Regions from separate parts of the Mus musculus genome. Here all the other regions are linked to region 1. A link is a loop called in an ENCODE intact Hi-C map of the cell type or tissue named here. Cell type or tissue: left cerebral cortex. All regions are shown on one strand. Each heading gives the region's core, and the rest is flanking DNA. Links, peaks and the distances in the headings are about the cores only. Region 1 overlaps Klhl32 (kelch-like 32). Region 2 overlaps Klhl32 (kelch-like 32). Region 3 overlaps Klhl32 (kelch-like 32). Region 4 overlaps Klhl32 (kelch-like 32).

Region 1 (5,951 bases), core at 1,233-5,232:
GTATGATATTCAGGACTAGAGAGATGGTTCAATGGTTCAGAGCTCTGGGTGTTCTTCTAGAGAAGCCAGGTTTAATTCCCACTACCCACATGGCACCTCACAAGCATCTGTAATTCTAGTCCTTATCTTGACCCACGGGATTCAGTTATTCATGGGTGTGAGGGGGACCGTGAACCTGGAAGGAAATGGGAGGAAAAGAAAGAGAGCCGGAGGACCAAGTAGATTGAACCTATCAAGGTCTCGTTTATTAAGCAGAGGTGCTTTCTTTTTAAAGCATACATCGCGGAAAATAGGGGAGGGGTCGAGGGAGAATTATACAAAGAACAAGGGAAAGGACAACTGCTGACATGGGGGCTGAAATCAGGCGCCAAGCAGGTACTTCGCATCTTATCTCCTCTGGAGCCTTGATCCTCCTCAACAGCCTTGGGAGTCAAGCTGGGCTCAGGCACAGCTCATGTCCTTGGATGTCATGGGAACTCAGGAAGAGATAGGGAAGAGGGGACTGTTATTCAAATTTTACAGCCTTAGGTGTTAGGAAGGGAATAAGGAGGAAGGGGTGTGTGTGTGACAACCAGCTCTTAGTACAAGGCCCTTTGACTTGTCAAGGAGATTGTGAAGGGATCACTTTCTCACTGGATGGTCTCTAACAAGTCCTAGGGAATACAATACCTTCTTCTGACCTCTGTGGGCATCAGGCATACAAGAGGTGCATAGACAGGCATGAAAACAAAACTCTTATACACATGGAACAGTTTTTAAATTTTACTATTGTTCAGTCTTTTTCTTGATCCAGTACAGTTTGAGATGTATAACTTAGAATAATTAGGACAAATATGGCATTTAGAACTAAAATAGAAGAAGCAAAAACACAATACATCAAGTAAAACAAACAAAGGCAAACGAGGATGGTGGATGCAGATTCAAGATTAGCCTAGTCCAAGTTTATGCCATAGGTAACTAAGATAGGCAGCTATTATACAAAGCTATCAGACATTTTTGTAGTATAGTTTGTAAATAATATATTTTATGCTTTTTGGTTCACATATATAAATTAATACATTAATTCTAAATTATTTCATGTGTATAGTTCTCTCTTGATATCTAAATTGTTGTTATATCTACATTCGCTCTCTTCATGGAAGGAAATTGAAGCTTAGGGTCATGTGTCAGGGTCACAGTCCCTGAAGAGAGACCAGAAGGCTATTGATGAGGGTGCAACCTCAGTTATAGTGAATACTCCACTTAAGATGTCAGTGTTGTGAGATGACTAACAAGGACAATGGCAGGTATGAAGTGGAGCCTACCTCTTGTGTGTGGTATGGATGCAGAGCCAGAGTAGAGTCCTTGGAGCTCAGAAGATAGGGAGTGTGTTTAAGACTTTTCTTGGACACTGAGCTACACTACTGCTGTTTGGTTTTGCTTTCCTCTGACTGTTACTGTGTTCTGCTTTTTCTCATTTAGATGTAAGTATGTAAGTAATTTTTTTTTAGTTTATAGGAGCCTATAGCCAAGACACTGTGGAGTTTTAAAGAGATGGATATTTTGAGAGACTGAAATTTTAAAGTAGGATTGGTAAAGTTGTACTCTGTTTTATATTGTGATATTAACATGAGATCGAAGGGAGAAACAAGAAAGAAAAAGGTCTTGGATTAACAGTGAGGAGCATTTGTATTGAGTGGGCAAGGGATCAATTGTACTGATTAATTTTTGTCAATTTGGGAAGAAAGAATATTAATTGACAAATACCTCCTTCAAATTGTTCTTTTGGGACATTTTCTTGATTAGTGTGGGAAGGCTTAGTGCACTAGGGTGGTGTCCGCTCTGAGCAGGTGGTTCAGGGTGGTGTAGAACATAGGCTGAGCAAACCATGGAGAGCAAGAAAACCAGTAAGCATCATTTCTTCATAGTTTGTGCTTCTGTTCCTACCTCCAGCTTCCTTTCTTGAGTTCCTGCCTTGACTTCCCTCAATGATGGACTGTAAACTGTAAGATAAAATAAATCCTTTCCACTGCAAGTTGCTTTTGGTCATGGTGTTTGCCAAGTAATAGAAAGCATATTTGTAGCAAATATAGTGACATTTAAAAAAAAAAAAAAGGAAAATAACGCAAGGCCTCAAGCCTATTATGGTCTTGTATTTATTCTTTTTGGAGACCAGAGGCCAACTCTGGAGAGTAGTCACAATGAGATATTGCAGCTAGGGCACACAGCATCAACTTGGCTGTTCAGACTGTGTCCTGATAGCATCTGTCTCTCAGAACACTGAAGGAGCAAGGGCATAGTGCTGGCTGGGTACTTTATGCGTTCTCTTTTACCTAATTTGTAAAACAGCCTTGAGGAATGTGGTGGCCTCTCTTGAAAAGAAGCAAGATCTGCTGGGTAACAGCTTGGATTTCAGTTAGAGACAGGAGAATCTCTGGAGTTCTAAGATAACTTGGTCTATACAGTAAACTCCAGGACAGCAGGAGTAGAGAGAGCCTGTCTCAGAAAACCAAACCAAACCAGGCCAAAGAAGTGCAATGGACTGACTAAAATCATTCCCCTGTGTATTTTGACTTAGTTGTTGATATTTCCTAATTCCAGGTTTATTTTCCTTTTCTGAATGCCATCAAGAAAGAGATATGCCATGTTTGTTAGCATCTTGTCTAAGGAGGCACAGAAGTACTTAGAGAGGCTTTAAAACAACTCCTTTTGGGTTACAATGGGTGGGGGTGCCTCTCATGTCAGTATTGTTTGAGTTTTTATTCTTGTTCCCTCTGTGTCATTGCTCTGCTACAAACTGGTCGACGAGCCAGCATTTCTTATAGCATCCAAGGAACTTTGACTTCTTAAACGTTACAATGACTATGTAGTCAGGTTTGGTGGCACATACCTTTAATCTTAGTACCCCAAAGGCAGAGGCAGGTGGATATCTGTGAATTCGAGGTTAGCCTGGTCTACATTGCAAGTTCCAGGTCACTCAAGGTTACATAGTGAAACTCTGTGTCAAAAAAATGACCTTGTAATAAATTTGCCTTGAGACTGGGATACAGATGATGGCAAACCAATGTGTTATAGTATATCTGAGAAACGTCCAAAGATGACTTCCCATGCCGTGGAGTTGAAATTAGAGTCGAGCATAGAAGAATCTGGCATGTGGTAGTATCAATGAAAGCATGGCATTTTAGTTTCTTCATCGGGACTGATCATTATGGACTTTCAAGTGATGGTTTTTAACCATATATAAATATATATAGTGTGTATCAGACATAAAGTACATGCATATCTATGTAGGAACACACACTTGCACGCACACACACACACTGTGTGCTGACAGTTGATCATAAATTTAGCCGGTTGTAGTAAGCATAGTATAAAATGAAGGTATTTTAAGTGTCTGACAATTGCCGCTGTCTTGGAGTACAGTGTGGGCGTGATGAATGAATGCTGCTAAGTGCAACAGTGTGTGTGTTCCTCCTACACACCGTTCTGAGTACTGCCTTCTCAAAATCATCCCACAGATTTCATCCAGGAAGTGTTGAAAAGTCAAAATTTTCCCCCAATGCTAATAGTTCTTCAGAACATGTATGCACTCTTCCTATGCCTTCACAAACACATGGTTCACACGCATAGACTTGTCTTGGCACTCATTGGCAAGTGTTCTTCCTCTGTCTACACACTGCTCAGATTGATTGAGCAAGGCTCAGGATGTGCTGCAGTCCTTTTGGTGTCCTTGCACAGTCACGAACAGCTGCTGGGAGTGCAGCAGAGAAGAGCCACGGGGTAGAAGTAACTGGCCCTGCTCTGGAAACCGATCTGCCTTAGAAGGAGGAAGAATGAACCTAAGAAAACACTGGCCTTTACTTCTCCTGGGGAGCAAGAAGATGGTTCCTGGTTGTTTTTTTGTTTTTTTGTTTGTTTGTTTTTGGCCTCCTTCATCTTACTTTCTCATAGTGCAGACCAGTCCAGAATAGAAGAGACATGAGAAAGACAAGATGGACTCAGGGGATATGGTACCTCCTTCCCATATAGAAAAGTGCTCACTCACAGAAACAGGCAGATATTGTTTTCAGACAGACAGACAGACAAAATCATCCATCTAGCTAGTGAAGAACATGTAACACCAAAGCTAGCTTATGAAGGAAAGAATTCTGGGAAGTAAGACAGCTAACCCAATGGCTCTAGAATAACCTCTAGGAACTGAGTAGCTTAGCGGCAGCAGGTAAGCAAGTAGAATTCAGGGCCATAGGTTTCCTGTTGAGCGCTCAGGCTAACAGGGTGTAGCAAGTAATGTCATGGATATGCTGTGTGCAGGGTGACGGACTGTTTTCTATTTTCATTTCCAGAGAGCTCTGTTTCCGGCTGCATCACCTGTAACCTGAGAGAGAAGCTCTAAAAGCCAGAAGTAGAAAGAGAAGCAATGTGTCACACAATAATGACACCTGTAGCCTTCTTTAAGCCAGTCTATTTCCTAAATACTGCTAGCTTTGTCCACTAGGAGCCAGTTATATAATCTGCTCAAAAAGAAAAGTAGTGTTGGCAACACCTTGCTCTCTTCAGTGGCCATGAACTCTGGCCCTAGCTTCATGAGTCCAGGAAAGAATGTGTCTTTAGCGACACACGTCCTAATTGCCTTGCTCTGATCCCGAGATCTAGCTTTAGTGTCATATGCAGTAGGAAATATTTTTGTAACTCTTCCCATTTGTAAGCCTTTTAGAAATTAAAAAAATGTAATATTCTCACAAATGAAGAATAGTCATATATAACGGCAATCATACGAAACTACTCACACAAGTAAGAGTTGAAAAAAATCAAAGGAAATTCTCCCTTGGTTTTCATGTTCTTACATACTGAGGGATTTTTTTCCTGATTTTTATTAGTTCACATGAGAGAGAGAGAGAGAGAGAGAGAGAGAGAGAGAGAGAGAGAGAGAGAGAGAAAGGCCTTCCTCAAATATTTTTAAGATATTGATGACAGTTCCTGCCCTCTAGTCATTTCTAAACACTAACATAGATGGCATACTGAACAGGAAGCATGTTGGGAGGTGCATATATGTAGCACTTTATTTTGATTGAAACTATATTTATTCTCCACAACAGAATACTTTTCTCTAGAGGCCTGAGCATCCAACCAGGCAGCGAAGTGACAGCAATCTTAATTGGAACTGCTTTCCCTTGGATGGTTCCTTCAGGGGTAAATGTGTCACTTTGTATGGAAAAAGTCTCCATCAGATTTCCTTATGCGCCTGCCCTGCCTGTAGCACATAAAACAATTCTAGAAGAAAATTTGCCAAGAGTGCCTGTTGGGATCTGCATTAAGATTATTTAATAGTTGTTTTAGTATTTTAATTTCAAGACCCTGTATTCCTCTGACAATACCTGTAGAAGCTTGCAGGGTGGAAGGCCTGTAAGTCTTTTCAGCTGTGTCTCAGGATCTGCAGGGTGCAGCCTGAAATCCACATTTGAAAGGAGCAAGGCACCCATGGAAGGAGCTACAGAGACAGAGTTTGGATCTGAGACAAAAGGATGGACCACCTAGAGGCTGCCATACCTGGGGATCCGTCCCATAATCAGCCTCCAAACGCTGACACCATTGCATACACTAGCAAGATTTTGCTGAAAGGACCCTGATATAGCTGTCTCTTGTGAGACTATGCCGAGACCTAGCAAACACAGAAGTGGATGCTCACAGTCAGCTATTGGATGGATCACAGGGCCACCAATGGAGGAGCTGGAGGAAGTACCCAGGGAGCTGGGGGGGATCTGCAACCCTATAGGTGGAACAACAATATGAACTAACCAGTACCCCCCGCCCCCTCTCTCAGAGCTCGTGTCTCTAGCTGCATATGTATCAAAAGATGGCCTGGTCGGCCATCAGTGGAAAGAGAGGCCCATTGGTCATGCAAACTTTATATGCCTCAGTACAGGGGAATGCCAGGTTCAAGAAGTGGGAGTGGGTGGGTAGGAGAGTGGATG
Region 2 (5,951 bases), core at 1,314-5,313, 71 kb before region 1:
TGACCAAGGCAACACTTATAAAAGGAACCATCTACAATTTTAGAGGTTTAATCCATTATTATCACAGCAGGAGCATGGCTGCAGGCATGGCAATGGAGCAGGAGCTGAAAGCCACTTCTTGATCCATGTTCAGTGAGAAAAAAAGGAGACACAAACTGGATTCGGAATGGGCTTTTGAAACCTCAAACTCCAACCCTAAATAATACACTTCTTCCAACTGCACCACACTTCAATCCTTCTCTCAAACAGTTCCTCTCCATGGTGACTCAGCATTCAACTTTATGAGTCAGTGGGTCCATTCTCATTCACATCACCACAGGGGCAAAAGTTCCAAAGTAACAATACTGTATCTCACTGAGGGCTATGAAGGGATGCCTAAGCCTACTCCTTGGCTGTGGATTTTGCATTTTGGGTGAGTCTCTTTTTCCATTGTCTTCCCTCTATGTGTACATCTCCAGATCAATTCACCCCTTTTATAAAGACATTGCTCACAGTAAATTGTGGCCTGTTCTAGTTTCATTCATGTTGTTGTGATAAAATACTCTAACCAAAAGCAACTTAGGGAAGGAAAGAGTTAATTCAGCTTACAATTCACGATCACAATCTATCAGGGAAGTCAAGGCAGGAACTCAAGGGAGAAACTTGAAGGCAGTCCTGCATGCTAGTCTACACAGCAATACTTCTGATCAAGAAACTCACTTCATAGCCAAGCAGTTTACAGCAGGAACCATTCATGGAGGATGCTGTTGGGTGGCTGACTCACAGGTAGGCTTGATTATGCTCAACTTTTCTCTCATATAGTCTAGGACCAACTGCCCAAGGAGTGTTGTTTCCTACAGTAGGGTGGACCTTCTTATACCAACTAACAATAAAGAAATTCACCCACACACATATAACCTATATCCACAGGTCAACGTGATCTAGGTAATTCCTCAATTGAGGCTTTTTTCTCAGGTGATTCTAGATTGTGGCAAGTTACCATACAAAACTAACCAATGCAGAGACCATCTTGATAACCTTGTGTGTTAGTCAGGGTTCATCAGAATAACAGATCTTATAGAGTGATTCTCTCTACATAAATATATAGGAAGGGAAATTATTAGAATGATTTATAGGCTGTGGTCCACCTAATTCAACAATGGCTGCCTTTGAAAGGAAGGTTCAAGAATCCAATAGTTGTTCAATCCATAAGGCTGGATGTCTGAGCTTGTCTTGAGCAAATGCTGGAATCCCAAAGAAGAATAGACTTGCTAGCAAGGGCAAGAACAAGCAAAGAGAGAGCAAGCTTCCTTCTTCCATGTCCTTTATGTAGGCTGCCAACAGAAAGTGTGGTCCAAATTAAAAGTAGAGTCTCCCACCTCAAATGATCTGGAGTTAAATGTTTACCCTCCCATCTGGATTAGTAGTGTGCCTTCCCACTTCAAATGATTTAATTATAAAACAAACCCTCACAGGTGTTCCTAGTCATTTGAATTTTAGTTAATTCCAGATATAGTGAAGTCGACAAGAATAGCCATCTTACCACATATACTTGATTATATCAGCAATGATTCCATTTCCATATAAAATTACATTCTGAATTACTCAAGATTAGTACTTTAGAATCAGGACAGATGATAATTTCATCCATAAATGTGTCCTAATTCATAACTATGTTTTCATCTCAAATCTAACTCCAAAAGAAGACTCATGGAGAAGAGCCCTGTATAGCTTTATATTCTCATGGCTAGCATGTCATATCTCCAATTAATAAATATTACCTTTTGTACTTATTAAGAATGTAGGGACTGTTTGTTTGCAATGCTCTTGTGAGCACTGGCTAATACAGAGAGTTTCATATGAATTCTTTTAGTTCAGGTCTTTTGCCTTTAGGTACTATAAGGAGTTAAACTATGTCTCCCTCAAAGGTATGTTTAACTCTTAACCCTTTACCCATGAATGTGACCATACTTAGAAAAAAAGAATGTTAAGTCATTGAATTTTTTTACAAGTCCTAAATCCAATATTTGGTATACTAATAGAAAAGACAGGTGCATCCTTGGCCTCCCATAGAATTGTTTTTAGAAAAAATGAAGGGATATGGCCTGGACTTCAAGTGAGGAGGCAGCTGAAAATCTTTTCTTTGTCCTTGACCCCTAGTCTCCTCTCTTTGAGCCCTAAGAATGAGGCCAACACACTGCTGTTGCTATACAGCCAAAACTGAGTGACTTTAAACAGGACAGCGGCTTTTCTTTCCTAGTACTGTGTAGTACAAGATGGAAATCATGGTCTTGGCAAGGCTACACCATCTCCTGTTACATTGCTGCTTGTTTGTACTTGCAACCAGTTAACCTCTGCTTTTGATTTTGAAAAGACTCTGGGTTTATGGCTGCATTATTCTAATCTCTATATGTCTTCACATAGCCTTCTTTATTGTGGCTTGTGATATGTGTATTCTTCTTCTTCTTCTTCTTCTTCTTCTTCTTCTTCTTCTTCTTCTTCTTCTTCTTCTTCTTCTTCTTCTTCTTCTTCTTCTTCTTCTTCTTAACACAGTAATATATATCTTCAATTTCAGTAATCCAGAGGCATAGGCAGGTGGATCTGTGTTCATTCAATATAGTGACTTCTAGGCCAACCAGAGCTACTGAATGAGAACAGATCTCAGAAAAGTTGTGCACACACACATACAAACACACACACACACACACACACACACACACACACACACACACACACACACACACACACACAGTGAGCCCAGGTTTACCATACCAGTCATCAATGAAGAAAATGTTCTACAGCCTTGTTCGTAGCTACGTCTGGTGGGGGGATTTTCTTAGATGAGGTTCCCTTTTTCCCAAATGAGTGTACCTTTCCCATGTTGACAGAAAACTAGCCAGTATACCAGTTTTGAGGAAATTTTAGTTTGTGCTATTTTATTATCTAGCATTCAGTTCATCTATGGAGCTGAGGGTGTGCTAGTGTACACTTCCGTTTTCTTCTGTAAGGAAGCCAGGAGCAAGCATGTAAGAAGTACTCCTCCAACTTGGCAGTGTTCTTGCATCCTTAAGTTCCTTTTATTTTGCTACTGGACTGATGCCTAGAACTTGGATGGAAAGGTGGAGAATGTGTTTATCTTTGAAGGCATGGATATAAATTTGTTTCAAACAGACATTTCCTAATTACACTCTCAAACTGTGTTGCTTCTTCAATGCTTTAATGGGCACCATCTTCCAGAAAATGACTATTTATTTGATCAAGTAATGTCCTCTAAGGAGGACATCATGCACCTCAACAACATCTCATGTCTAGGATATTTTTACAATCTAAAACACAAAAGTTTTACAAGATATTTTTAATTTCTGTAGCTTAAATCTTTAATCTATACAGCGTCTGAGAGACTGCATGGATATGATGAAAATTTCACAAAATAATAGGTTCTTCTGAAGTCATATTCTTTAAAATGGCAGCTTTTATCTTATTCCTTGTCCATGTCCTTTCTACTCAACTGTTTTGTCACACCAATAATAGCTGTGTACACATTAGTGTTAGAGAAGGAGCAGAGAGTTCTACATCTAGTTCTAAAGGCAAATAGGAGAAGGCTGATTTCCAGGAAGCTAGGAGGAGGGTCTTAAAGCCCACCCCCACAATTACACACTTCTTCCAACAAGGCCATGCCTACTCCTACAAGGTCACACCTCCTAATAGTGTGACTCCCTGGGCCAAGCACATTTAAACCACCACACAATGTCAAGATGAATAAACCACTTTGTATTTCCTCAGAGATAAGCATGATTGTGTTAGTTATAAATGTCTAGTTTCCAGACAACATAGTTCCCTCTTGTAACAAAATGAAATCATACTGTACTTTTGTTAATAGTTTGTTTCTTTGACTTTATAATTCATAATTTATACTTTTAGAACTGTTATTTATATATAAATATAAGACACAGACAGTTGCATTTTGAAACATTCAGACCACAGAGACTACAAAAACAAAAGCAGCATCAATATATGCATAGCATAAAGAATCAGAAGTAAGCCTCATTTACATTCATACAGATCTACCTGCCTGTGCCTCCTGAGTGCTGGGATTTAAGTCATATGTCACCATGACCAGTCTAATAATAATTAATAATAATAATCTAGAACATTCCTAGTGTTCTTTGCGAATATTGATTTATGTGTCTCTAATACCCAAGCAGTATACATATTCAAGTTAGAATAGCATCATCATTGGTCTCTTGGCTCACGGAACAAAATAATGTAGTTGCTGTGATTTCTCTACAACACTATAGCTATTATGAGAAACTTTCCTGACTCCTAAGATTAGCTATTCCTTAGGAGGATATACAACCTATACTTAGGAAGCAGGTTTTATCCATATAGCACAGTTTTGAATTTTTTGAAGTGGGAGGGCATTCATGGTTTGAATGTTGATTACTATATCATTTGTGGTAGTTTGAATGAATATAACCCCCATATACTCATATATTTGTATGGATATGCCCCAATTGGTAAACTACTTGGGAAAGTTTATGAGGTGTGGCTTTGTTGGAGGAGGTGTGTCACTGGAAGTGGGCTTTTAGGCTCAGTCCTACCCCCACCTGGTGTCTGAGAATCAGATTGTAAAGCTCTCAGTTACCTCCTCAGTGCCATACCTGCCTGCCAGCAGGCTGCCACACTTCCTGCCTTGATGGTAAATAGATTGATAGGCCTCTGAAACTCTTAGCCAGCCTCCAGCAAATGCTTTCTTTTATAAGAGTCGCCATGCTTGTTGTGTCTCTTCACAGCAATAGAATAGTAACTAAGACATCGTAGCCGTCGACAATAGGAGGCAAGCACTCACATACCCTGGCCTTCATCTCTTTGTCTTTGCTTTGCCTGGTCTGTTTTCTAAACAGTCTTGTACCATAATTATCATCACTTAGATTTCTGCAGATGTGTCTGATGCTTCTGACCACTGCTACTGTTCTCTATGAAACAAGAAGATGGTGCCCAAAAACCCTAAACTGGATGGAAATGACTTTTCTCTAGAAGACACTTTTGTTGTGCTTTATTTTTATTTCCTATATATAAAATTTGCAGGAGGCTGGCTCTGACTTTGGTGGTTTGTTTGGTACTAAGGTGGAACACAGAGCTGGACCAAAGCTGAAGACTGACGATCCCTGGCCTTATAATCTTACTATTTGTGCTTTAATAAGCACTGGCTTCTTCCTATTCTATGGCTAAACACTGCTGGTTTCTGTTAATAAACTCCTCTGTTAGTAACAGGGATTAGGGGGAAAAAAGTATGGTTATCAGGCTTTTTTCTCTAGCTCTAATGCCTCTCATTGACCAGGCAAGAGACTTGAAACTCATTGTGAACCTGACAGAGAAGAAAAGAAGAGAAAACAATTCTTTACACATGCACACATACCCCACTCTGGTTGGGGCCAGTCAACTCTCATCAACTCCACAAGTGTTCATGCATATTTACATACACAGCTATACCTACATATATACATTTGGCAGATGGAGCAAAAGCTCTAACAAGCAAGCTCCAATGAGCAATCAGCAATGCAGAAAAAGCTCAGTCATTCTGGATGAAAAAGTAGCTCCAACCTTTACTGCTGAGAGAAAGAAAAACCCTTTCTTTTACTGTGATTCTTAGGTCTTATACTTTCTCAGGATAACTGGTCACATTGTTTTCCAAGCACCCTTTTCCCCATAAGTTCACAGGAAGGTTAAGATACTAATTCAAGTTACAAATTGATAAGGAGTTATAGCAGAAGTGTGTACATGTGCTTCCATTAAGACCAGTACCTGACTAAAAGTTCACTATCTGTTGCTAGCTCCATAAGTTCGTTATAAATTTAAAGCAATACATTTTATGTCACAAGTTAGCATGGCTTTGTAGAGAGGTATCATCTGCATGTGTCTCATTAGTTTAGAAGTTTTGAATAGATAAACCAATCAATATTTTCTTTTCT
Region 3 (5,951 bases), core at 753-4,752, 52 kb before region 1:
AAATAATAAACACAGTTCTTAACTTGCATATCTGGCATTTGACATTTGTTTGTTAATTTTAGAAACTTATTATTTGGGGGCTGAGGAGATGTCCAAGTGGTTAAAGTGCAGCCATACAAGTGTGGGTGGGTACTGGGTGGAGCTCAGATGGAGTAAAGGGAAAGTAAAGTGGAAGAGAAATTGAAGAAGATTCCTGGCCTCAACTTCAGATCCCCATATTATGTGCCCATATTCATGCAGACATAGAAACATACAGCCCACACAGAGGTGGAATAAGAACATTATTATTGTATGTGTGCATGTGTGCATGTGCGTATATATGATGCAGGCATGATGTGTGTGGGTGCACATACCAAGGTATTCATGTGAAAGCCAGAAGACAACTTTGTTGATTCTTTCCTTCCATCTACCTTTACATGGGGTCTGGAGATCAAATCCGGCTGCCAAACTTGTACAGCAAGGTCCTTTACCTGTTGAGCCATTTTGTTGTCTCCTCTGCCCCCGTCCTCCTCCCTCTCCTCGTCCTCTTCCTCCCTTGTTGTCCATGTATTCTAAAGCAAGTTCTTTTAAATGTATCATCTATTTTCACCATCTGTCTCTCCCTCCTGTTATTTCCCCTCAATTCTCATTTACTCCTCCTAATCGCTCCCTTCTCCCCAACCCCCATCTCTTACTGTGTTGTCAACTGGGCAGACTCTGGAATCTCCTGGGAGATAGGTCTTTGGATATGCTGGTGGGGGAAAAAAAAAACTACCTTAATTGGGGCAAGGGCTGCTTCCTAGGTGGGGACCCTGTATTAGATGGAGACAGCAAACCGAGCCCTAGAGTGGAATGCACACCTCTCTCCTTTGGACAGTGGCCAGCTGCCTCCAGTTCCTGCTGCCTTGACCATGGGTACCTTGAACTGTGAGCTAAAATAAACCTCTTTCCCTTCAGTTTCTCTCCTTAGAGTATTTTATCAGAACAATAGGAAAAAAGCTGACTCCTCTGTTCTCGTCCACCGATTTGCAGGTTTGTTTTTGTAGTAGTGCCATAGTATTTTGGCACTGGTTTTTCAGTATAACAATAGTTTTTCAGTATAACTTTAAATCAGGTGTTCTAAGACCTTGCTACTTCTAGTTTCTTTCTTTCTTTGTAATCTGTTTCTGTGAAAAACTCATTGGCATTTTAATGGAAACTGTTGAACCTGTAGATGCCTTTTGATAATATTGTGATATCAAGTCTACTAACCCACTAGCATTGCCATCTTTCCATCTTTGCTTTCTTTCTTAAGTGCTCACATTTTTAACATTGTAGTTTCTCGGTTAGGATTAGTCCTTGGTTATTTATTTATTTATTTATTTATTTATTTATTTATTTATTTATAAAGCACCGTGAGTGGGGTTGCTTTCCTGATTTCTCAGCAGTATGTTGGTTGCTGGCATATATATTAATAATGTAAGTGGATCTGTAATGAACACCAAGATTTCCCTAGTTAGAGTTCTATTGCTCTGATAAACCACTTACCAAAACTAATTTGGGGAATGAAAGAAATTAATTACAAGATATAGACTATCACTGAGGGATGTTGTAGTGGTTTGAAAGAAAATGGCCCCCATAGGCTCATAGGGAAAGGCACTAGGAGTGGCCTTAATGGAGGAAGTATGTCACTGTGGGGGTTAGGTCTTACATGCTTAAGCTACATCTAGTGTGGCATTCACGTGTGCTGTCTTCAGATCAAGATGTATAACTCTCATCTTGGCTTAAATTTGGTAGGCCATATGTGTCTAGAAATTTTCTCATTTCTACATTTTTTTTAGAATTTACAATTTATTAGATTATAATTTTATTCTATATTTTATTAAATTATAACTTTATTTCTGCAATTTTAGATTTTTATAATTTATTAGAATATAACTTTCAAAGTATGCCTTAATAATCTTTTGAATTTTACTAATACCAGGTATGCCTTCTTAGTTGTCTCTAATTTTATTAATTTGGATCTTTTAATTGTGTTAGTTTGGCTAAGGATTTTTCAATTTTTTGTCTTTTCAAAGAATCAGCTGTTTGTTTTGTTGATATTTTAAAGTAAGATTTATTTTTGTTAATGTGTGTGTGTATGTATGTATGTATGTATGTGCCTCTGTGTGGCATGCTTATGTATCTATGGTTACTGACAGAGATAAGAAGCCTGAGTTGCAGGTGGCTGTGAGCTGCCTGATAGCAGTGTTGAAGTCAGAGTTCTCTGCAAGCAGAATACATGCTCCTAACCAATGGCCCAGCTCTTCAGTCCTAGTGTTGGTTTTTTGCATAGTTTTTTATGTCATTAATTTCTGTGTTTATCTTTAATATTTTGTTTGCTTACTGATTTGGGCTTTGGCTTATTCTTACATCCTTATGGTAGGTATATCACTAAGAAATTAACTGATATTTCTCTGCTCTTTTGATGAAACCACTTATAGATATAGACATCCGTCCCCTTTAGAACTGCTTAAATTGTGCCCCACAGGTTCTGGTGTGTTGTATTTTTGCTTTCACTTTATTCTTCTAGAATGGACTCTGGACTCTCTTCTGCTCTGCAGACTTTTCTCTTTTGCTTAGCTGCTGTAGCTAGTGCTTCCCACACTCACCACCCTCTTAGTATGGCTGCATTCTTCCTGTGCCTAGTTTAGCCCCAGAGATTATAACACCCTGTGCATGGGTGTCATTCCATCTTCTGATATCTTCTAATTCTATCCATGTTTGACTCTTGCCCAGTATTCTCTATGCCTTTTTATATGGATACAGAAACAAAACCTGGATAATTGTTAACTGGAAATGAGATTAACTTCTGACTATACATTTTTCAAGTCTACTTTTTAAGGAGGTTTATTTTTAAATATTTATTAGTATTGCCTGCAAAGTTTACTGCATGTGTGCCTGGTACCTATGAAGGCCAGAAGAGGGGCCAGGATCCCCCGGTCCTGGAGTTAAGCTGCCATGTAGCTGCTGGGACCCAAACTTGGTTCTTCTGCAAGAGCAGTGGGACCACTTCTCTATACCTTTTATTTCAGCTTTTCTTAAATTTTTTTAAGTGTTGCTTCAGTTGATTGATGGCTGTCTTAGTCATGGTTCTATTGCTGTGAAGAGACAACATGAGCAAAGTAACTCTTAGAAAAGAAACCATTTAAATGGGGATTTGCTTACAGGTTTGGAAGTTTAGTCTGTTATCATCTTGTCAGAAAGCATGGCAGCAGGCATGGTAGGCACATTGTGCTGAAGCAGTAGCTGAGAGCTGCATCCTAGTGCACAAGCAGAGAGAGAGGGAAAGGGAGGGGGAGGGGGAGGAGGGAGGGGGAGGGAAAGAGACAGGCAGACAGACAGACACAGAGACTGGGCCCAGCATGGGCTTTTGAAACCTCAAACCACACTCCAGTGACACACTTCTTCCAACAAGGCCACACCTAATCTTGTCAAATTGTGCCACTCCCTGTTGACTGTGCATTCAAATATATGGGCCTATGGGGGCCATTCTTATTCACACCACCACAATGACTAAGTAATATTTTTGAAACATAGCATTAGTGAATATTGATCTCTCATTGGCCAAGGTAACCCAATAGCCACTCCCACAATTAGTGTAAGAGAGCAGTTTTGACTAATAGCAGTCTAAATCTTAATAAGTAGGAGTATACATTTCAGTATGATGTAAAAATAAATCCTTTTCTAGAAATACTCTTCTCTAAGGATGATCATGTCAATTGTTATCTGATACCAAACTGTCAACTCTGAAAATATATGTACAAGTCACAGTCTATAGATTCAGCAGGCTTTATTATATGCACACACACATATGCATATAACAGCAATTAATATAAAAGACCCCATGACTTTTCGGGAGGGTTTGAAGCTAAGAAAAGGAAGAGAGATGTTGTATTTATAATATCAGAACATAAATGAAGTAATATAAAAAGTTCCTTTACAAAATCTTTAAATAATACAGAAATTAGCAGAGGTGTTTAGGCCAGCTAATGATTGGTTTAGATATTTCAAATAATAATCTTGTTTTTGTTTTTTTTTTTCATTTAAGAGATAGTATCGATAACATTCTGTTGCCAACTAAAAGTGATATGGAGCTTTTGAAAGCAGGCTGGGGAGATGGCTCAATGGCTGAAGTGCTTATCATACAAGCAGAAAGACATGAGAACACAGATCTCCAATAACGTAAAAACCAGGTGGGCAATAGGCCCCTGTTAGCCTAGTATAGGAGAGGCTGAGACAAGGAATCCCTGCCCAACTCTCATTCCCCAGTAAGAGAAATCCTTTCTTCTAAGTCTGTTGGTAAACCTGCCTTTTGCTCCAGACTGTGATGTCTGCTTCACTTCCAAAGCTGTTTGTTACAGAAGCAAACCTGGAAGGAAAACTTAGATAAAGAAATGGTCATTGTTTGTCCTGGTCAATTTTTGTCAACTTGACAAAAGCTAGACTCATCTGGGAAGATAAACTTCAACTGAAGGTTTATCTGATGAAATGCCTTCATCAGATTGACTGATGAAAGTCTATGGAACATTTTTCTTGATTGACAGTTGATATGGGAGGACTCAGCCTACTGGTTGTTGTCCCCCCCCCACCCCCCACCCGACTCACCTCACCTAGGCAGATGACCCTGGGTGGAATATGAAAGCAAGCTGAGCAAGCCATGGAGTTAAACCAGTAAGCAGTGTTCCTTCATGCTCTGCTTCAGTTCCTGCGTTGAGTTCCTGCCCTGGCTTCTCTCAATGATGGACTATAAACTAAACTCTCTACCTTCAAGTTGAATTTGGTCATGGGTTTTTTGGTTTTCTTTTGTTTGTTTTATTTTTTTTTTCTTCACAGCAATAAAAGGCAAACTAGAACATCGTTTCATTCTGAGTGTGTGCAGAAGTTTAAGAGACTAGTAAAGAACAGCCTCTCCCAACCACCTACCCTAATTTAGAATTATGTGTTTACTCTTGTATCTTATGTTCGATATTGAAATACCTAGACACAGTGTCTTGAAGTCCTTGGTAACTTCTGTTTCTCTTGCAACAATGTAATGTTGTCTCATTCTTTGTAAGTGCTCAGCAAATAACTTATTAAAGTAGTGAAATGTTTCCTAATTTTCATAGTAATTCATGTATAATTCAGTTCTTAAGATCTTAGATACTAAATGTATATATACAAAATATGTGTAAATTATGTGCACATTTTCCCTTGTTAGGATTCTATGGAGTTAAGTAAATACTGGGATATAAACTAGACTTTTATGCTTTAAAGTGTGGTATTTGACACATGATTCTGAAGCTAACACGCTTCTTGTTTGTTTCAAGAAACATAAGACTTCAGGAGTCAACAGGCTCATGCTTTGGTGTAAACTGTTCCATGATATTGCCCTGAGACAGATTTTCTTGCTTACCACAGGAATAGTGAAAGAACAGTTGAGCACAAAGCGCTTTGACTTCCTGTGATCATGAACATTCTAAAAGGAGGTATAAAAAACATTATTGAGTCAAGAAATTATGAATTAGAAAAAGGAAATCTAAATGTTAGGTTTAATTCCAGTAGTGTATGCACAGTGTGGCATTTGTCAAACATATAACTAAATTAGAGCCACAATTCTTAGGAGGGTAATGCAGCAATGGGGAGATGAGATGAGTGAGGTGAGGAGCCTGTCTGAGTTCTGCCACCTGCAGTTGTTTTCCATAGTGCTTAGCAAATGGAAGGCTCTACTTCAATTAATAATTGCTGGGTTCCTCCTCCTCTCCACCAGCTGTGCTGTGTAAACATGGGCAGGTTATCTCTCTCCTGTGGACCTGTGCTTTTTCATCAGTCAGCTGATTGCTTCAAGCACGGGCCTCAGGATGGTGAGCTGCAGATTCAGTGATGTTAGCTGTTTCCTCTTCTTGGATTGATTAGAGGTGCCTGGCCATGCTCCACCTGGGTGCTAGTGGAAAGAAGAGCTCAGCTCTTTTTAT
Region 4 (5,951 bases), core at 679-4,678, 110 kb before region 1:
AAAAACATTTATAGTTTGAAATGTCTTAAATTCCTGGCCTGTTCTTTTCTTGATCCAGGACTAAGAGGTATATAAAAAGTCAGCTGTATATGACTGGCCATCTGTATGCACAGGTTCCAGAAACCAATTAAAGATGAAAAGTATTTGGAACAGTGATGGTGTCTGCACTTCACGTATGGGACTTCCTTCCCTTGTCAGCCCTCACTAGTCAAGGCCAGCATAGCAGCTGTTTACGTGTGTTGGGATTGTGCTAGGTGTTAGAACTTTCTAGAGGTATTTAACACGTGCAATGCAAAGACGTGTATAGGCTGTATGCAAAGGCTATGGCCTAAGGGACAAGCGCCCACACACCTTGCATTTGTGAGAGGTCCGAGAACCAGTCTCTGTAATTCTCATTGCAGAAGAATAGAATAGAATCTTCCATTGTAGGTTTTCAAAAGCATACTTTCTATTAAGACATTAAGTAATTAACCCATCACGGGATACTGCAAGATGCCACAGTCCTGAGTCCTCTGGAGATTTCATGTCTTTCCCCAGGACTCAGAACACACATCCCGTTGCTTCCAGAGGCGTTGCTCTGAGCCCCCGCTGTGTACATGCTACTTTGCATCAGTCTCCTGCTGGATGTACAGTGTCCTCATAAAATGCTGCCTTATTGTCATGTTATAGATGAAGAATATGAAACTAGAACAATGAAAGGAAAACTTAAGCCATTAACTTTCCTTTGCTCTTTGCGTTCCCTTTGTCCTTAGTTACCTAGTCGAGGTTATAGAATATACATACTATGCATAATTATAAAATTGAGGCAGTTATGTGTTAAATGTATAGTAGAACTGTACTATCCCAGGCTGGGAATTTGTCCTAGTAATAGAATGTGTAGCACGGTTAAAGCCCTAGGCTTGACCCACAGCATCAGCCCGTCCCTCACACAGAGGATCACATTGAAGCATAGACATGAAGGAACTTTTTGCCAAGAAAAAAAAATCTGACTGTAGGGATTAGTTCAGTCCTACAGGAGAGGCATTAAGACTGTAATTGCTGGCTGGGTTTGGTTATGTAAATGCAGACCTTTTGATCCATTAAAAGGTGAAAGGCTCTGCCAGTTATTCAAGTTGGAAATAGGAACTAGAGGATAGCCCTAGTTAGAGCCAAAGTGCTGAGCTCATTGTAGATGAGGGACTGGGGGAAGCCAGGGGAAGAAACACATGAGCAAGATCCATAAGAGGGAACTGGGATGGAAGGCAAGTTGCTGAAAGAGATCAGGAGAGGCATTGTAGACTTGGAGGACAATCCATGTCTAGTACCCACTTCTGTAAAAGCTCCGACGGCAGGGGACTAGCCAAACAGCATGCTCTTGGTGTTGTCTGTAGATCCAGCACTTTTTTTTTTCTTGTCAAGTATTATGGTAAGTTTGTATTTTTACATAGAATGATAAATACCCTAATTTCATTCATGATATTGTTGCCCAAGAGCATATAGGGCACAAACTGCACGTAATAGCTTTTTTATTTTTTTAAGAGGATACAAAGTTGGGTGAGTGGAGAAGGGGGTGAATCTGGACGGAGTTGGTGGAGGCAGGATGAGTTTGATCAGCATATGGTATAGAATTCCCCATGAACTAAGTAAAAAACGAGAAAAAAAGTATATGCAGGTATTTTATATGAACTTAATGGAAGTGAACAAATAAGCAGATAATTTTTCATAAATGCGATAAGAGATTCTGGTAAATTAGATAATGAAGTCTAATACTTTCTTCTGGGAGTCACGGATTTCGGTATTTTTGCAGATAAAAGTGTGTGTGTGCCTGTTTATGTGTTCATCTGCGGAGGTGTGGGAACGAGATGTGTCTACGTGTTGGTTAGAAGTGTTCTTCTGTCATTCCTCACCCACCACATTAGATCTGTCCCTGACCTTGTAGCTCACTAGGTCAGAAAGGCCAGCTAAGCGATCCTTTATTAGTTGCACCTCCCCAGTGGGATTGTATGAATGTCCTGCTATGACTCTTTTAAAGCCCAGCTGTTCAGGTTCTTGATTCAGGTCCTCACACTTGTGCAAAGCAAGCACACACTTACTGACTGACTGGCTCTTCTCCCAAGTCCTTCAGATCAAGATTGTAATGGTCCGTGTATTTTGAATAAAGGCTCATGTCATCTGTGGGACAAGTAAGGAGAGTTGTGAGCTTCATGTTAGCTTCTTTGTTCCTGTTCTCTGCAAGGATTAGAATAGCTGTGTTCAAATCTAGAAGGAAACCTTTAGTGACCTGCAAATGCCTGTTTTGATTTTAGCAGAGTTATCATGTTTATAATGGAGACCTGAAAGATGAGCGATAGTCTGTGGAAGTTTCACATGGATTAAAGTACTGCATCAGTGACTGGCTACGAGAGCTGCCAACGATGGCGAAGTAAAATAGCAAATGTCATTTAAAGCTAGAGGCTTGCATAAGGGATAGGGACTGGTTTCCAGGCTTTTTGGTGACCATGGAGATAGCTTGAGCATTCTCTTGCCATGCTCTTGGCTTAACATTTCTTCCAGTTTGCAGTTTTCTGAATTTACCCCAGAACATTTTCCTTCTCCTTATTGGGAATTAACAAATGGAATTAATTTCATTTATCTTCTTCCTGGTCTTGGCATTTCTAACTGGGTCCTTTATTCCCAGACCTGCCTTGCAAGAGTGGTTGACCTAAGATTTGGTGCGCAGGAGGAAGCACTGGCCCCATCTCTTATTCTATTCTTAAGCTTAAGCTTCATCTTCATCTTATTCTTAGTTCATCCCTGCCCTGTTTCATAGGCACACTGCAGTGCACTGATGCATTTAATTTCTTGATTTACACATATGGCACTCTAAATTTTGGTGAAGTTTTTTTTTTTTTCCAAAAAATGTAAAATAAAGTAACAGTCTTACAAACTCAGCTTGGAAGCATACTAGCTCCACATATGGGACGGCATCAGGAAATGTACATCTGTCTAAAATAGCTTTTCCGCCGCGAGGTTGAAATCCCCAGCCTGGTAAGACCGTTTTTAAATGAAGAAAGAAAATCTTATGGATTCTCAATGTTCCCCTACACATTTATCTGAGGCAGGATACATTCTGCTTTCCATCTCAGATGAGCCAGGCCCAGTAAAAGAGAAGCAGGACCACCGCCCTCCTCCCCACCCCGACAGAACAACCGACTTGGCGTGCAGGATATTGATGGAATAAGCAGTTCCATCCCAGCTGATTGCTTCTGTGGGAACACATTTGATGCTAATGGCACAGACAATAAGAGCAGTGGAGGAGGCATTCTGCAATTTTTTATGACAAATTCTGATCCCTCATTTAAAATCATCACTTGGAAACTGTATTATTTATTATTTTAGGCTTACTATTGAAAGTGCAAGGAAGACTGGAACAAGCAGGTCATGGTCTTGAAGCCTGGGCTGGATACTAAATCTGGTACTTTTGGGCTCCGAGATTCACAACCAAGTGACATCTCTCCAGCACCTCAGTTTTGCATTTATAATGGGATTTCTGTCACCTACCTTATAGCTCATCCTAATCTTTTTTTTTTTAATAATGGAATATAGGAACGTAGTAATGTACAAAGAACCATGGTTTCTTTTTTTTTTAATTAGGTATTTTCCTCATTTACATTTTCAATGCTATCCCAAAGGTCCCCCATACCCACCCCCCCCCAATCCCCTACCCACCCACTCCCCCTTTTTGGCCCTGGCGTTCCCCTGTACTGGGGCATATAAAGTTTGCAAGTCCAATGGGCCTCTCTTTACAGTGATGGCCGACTAGGCCATCTTTTGATACATATGCAGCTAAAGACAAGAGCTCCTGGGTACTGGTTAGTTCATATTGTTGTTCCACCTATAAGGTTGCAGTTCCCTTTAGCTCCTTGGGTAATTTCTCTAGCTCCTCCATTGGGGGCCGTGTGACCCATCCAATAGCTGACTGTGAGCATCCACTTCTGTGTTTGCTAGGCCCCGGCATAGTCTCACAAGAGAGAGCTATATCTGGGTCCTTTCAGCAAAATCTTGCTAGTGTATGCAATGGTGTCAGCATTTGGAAGCTGATTATGGGATGGATCCCTGCATATGGCAATCACTAGATGGTCCATCCTTTTGTCACAGCTCCAAATTTTGTCTCTGTAACTCCTTCTATGGGTGTTTTGTTCCCATTTCTAAGAAAGGGTAAAGTGTCCACACTTTGGTCTTCGTCATGCGTTTGGCAAGTTATATCTTATATCTTGGGTATCCTAAGTTTCTGGGCTAATATCCACTTATCAGTGAGTACATATTGTGTGAGTTTCTTTGTGAATGTGTTACCTCACTCAGGATGATGCCCTCCAGGTCCATCCATTTGGCTAGGAATTTCATAAATTCATTCTTTTTAATAGCTGAGTAGTACTCCATTGTGTAGATGTACCACATTTTCTGTATCCATTCCTCTGTTGAGGGGCATCTGGGTTCTTTCCAGCTTCTGGCTATTATAAACAAGGCTGCTATGAACATAGTGGAGCATGTGTCCTTCTTTAATTAACATTTTGGGCACTAGGAAGTCTAAAGGCCTGGTACCAAAATCCAGTGAAGCCTTTCCTGCTGCATCCTGTCATGACAGACGTCATCACATGCTGTGGCACAGCAAGCATCTCTTCTTGTATCATTAAAACAAAAAAAATGACTGCTAACGTGATCACGAGGTTCCTTATCTCATAATCTCATTTTATCCTAATTATCTACCAAAGGTACCACCTCAAGGTGCTTTAAGGATTCAGTTCCTAACTGGAAGCATGTGGCAGGGCTGCCCTCAAATTATGAAATCTTCAGTGCAACATCTAACACAGTCCCTGCCACACAACAAAACCCCACAACTTATCAATTCCCTCCCTTCCTCTAACCCTTCCGATTCTTAGTTTCATGCACCTTGTAAGAAATGTCTCATTCTTAGGCGTGAGTGCCATCTTGGAGAGGAAACCCATCACCAGGGTGCTGCTTGAGTGAGCTCTCCCGGTCTCAGGGAAAGGAACATATCCTGGTGTTAATGGCATTGCTCACTCTACATAATGATGTGACTTGCTGAAATTGGTCACTTCAATGTCTGGTCTGTTGTGCAGCCCCTGGAACTTCTTCTTGCCCCACCCTCACCCCACCCCCCCAAACCCTGCACCCCAGGGTGGGGAGAAAAAAGGATGAAAGGTCGATTTCCTTTTCAGTGGGTACCACTAGGGAACTCTACTGCAAGAGCTCTCGATGGGCCCCCATCTGTTATCACCCAGCAATACCTGGCAGGGATAGATCTGGCCTTTCTGCGACTCAGGTTCGGATTGTTTACATTGTTCTAGACAACTAGCAATTTCCTTTCATGATGGAGTATGTAAAGTTTATGAAAAGGTCATAAACTTGCCAGCTCAAAGAAAAGAAGGTCCTCAGGCTTTCTGTCAAGTCTCAGCAACACTCTCCTCCCCTAAGGAACACTTTCTGCTTGGGTCTGACATTTTCTCGGCATCACTTCTTCCTTTTTGTTCCCAGACCTTCAGCTAGGAATCCCTCATCCTTGAAGGGGTAATTTTTTTTTCTTCTGCATTTTACACATCTGTTGGGTCTTATTGACCTAGGAATACAAAGGAGGCTGGCGTGCCTTGACTCTTTCAAGATTACTGCCCAGTTTATGGGTTTGGGGTCAAGCCAGATAGCAGTGGGGTCTGCTAGCAGTCAGCACTTTTGTAGTAGTGACTTTTGTAGTAGTGATTGCTAAGAACCTTCGAAGGAAGTTGCCTTTAGCAGTACATTTTAAGAACCCACAGGCCAAGCCAAGCTCTGTTTTCTTCACTGACTAGACTAAGAGACATGGCCCAGAGGAAAAGGTGTGCTCTGCCTGTATCTAGTGTGCATGTATTCATTTATTTCAGGGTTTTACAAATGTTACAATTTCATTTATACATATTTGGGGAGTTTTTAAGTAACAT

What was found. Peaks named below come from ENCODE experiments on the same cell type or tissue, not always from the same donor. Only the 100,000 strongest peaks of a DNase experiment are listed, where the experiment ranks them.
Region 2: it touches region 1 in a loop (2.2-fold over the local background); 2 of 42 quality-filtered maps call a loop at or near these places.
Region 3: a loop joins it to region 1, with 2.1 times the contacts of the local background. A loop is called at or near these places in 3 of 42 quality-filtered maps.
Region 4: it touches region 1 in a loop (1.9-fold over the local background); 2 of 42 quality-filtered maps call a loop at or near these places.

What each region holds. Positions count from the first base shown.
Region 1 is chr4:24,734,734-24,740,684 of GRCm38, reverse strand. The region is part of intron 4 of Klhl32 (kelch-like 32); the gene reads left to right. Among named protein-coding and RNA genes, the nearest start is that of Gm31436, 69 kb to the right of the region's middle. In left cerebral cortex, for the core only: a CTCF peak has its summit at 3,471; a DNase peak (open chromatin) is centred at 3,412.
Region 2 is chr4:24,805,593-24,811,543 of GRCm38, reverse strand. All of the region lies in intron 1 of Klhl32 (kelch-like 32), which reads left to right. Among named protein-coding and RNA genes, the nearest start is that of Gm31379, 42 kb to the left of the region's middle. In left cerebral cortex, for the core only: no CTCF peak of the experiment used is centred there; a DNase peak (open chromatin) is centred at 3,029.
Region 3 is chr4:24,786,176-24,792,126 of GRCm38, reverse strand. All of the region lies in intron 3 of Klhl32 (kelch-like 32), which reads left to right. Among named protein-coding and RNA genes, the nearest start is that of Gm31379, 62 kb to the left of the region's middle. In left cerebral cortex, for the core only: no CTCF peak of the experiment used is centred there; a DNase peak (open chromatin) is centred at 2,636.
Region 4 is chr4:24,842,734-24,848,684 of GRCm38, reverse strand. The region is part of intron 1 of Klhl32 (kelch-like 32); the gene reads left to right. Among named protein-coding and RNA genes, the nearest start is that of Gm31379, 5.4 kb to the left of the region's middle. In left cerebral cortex, for the core only: no CTCF peak of the experiment used is centred there; DNase peaks (open chromatin) are centred at 2,386 and 2,944; H3K27ac peaks cover 1,080 bases.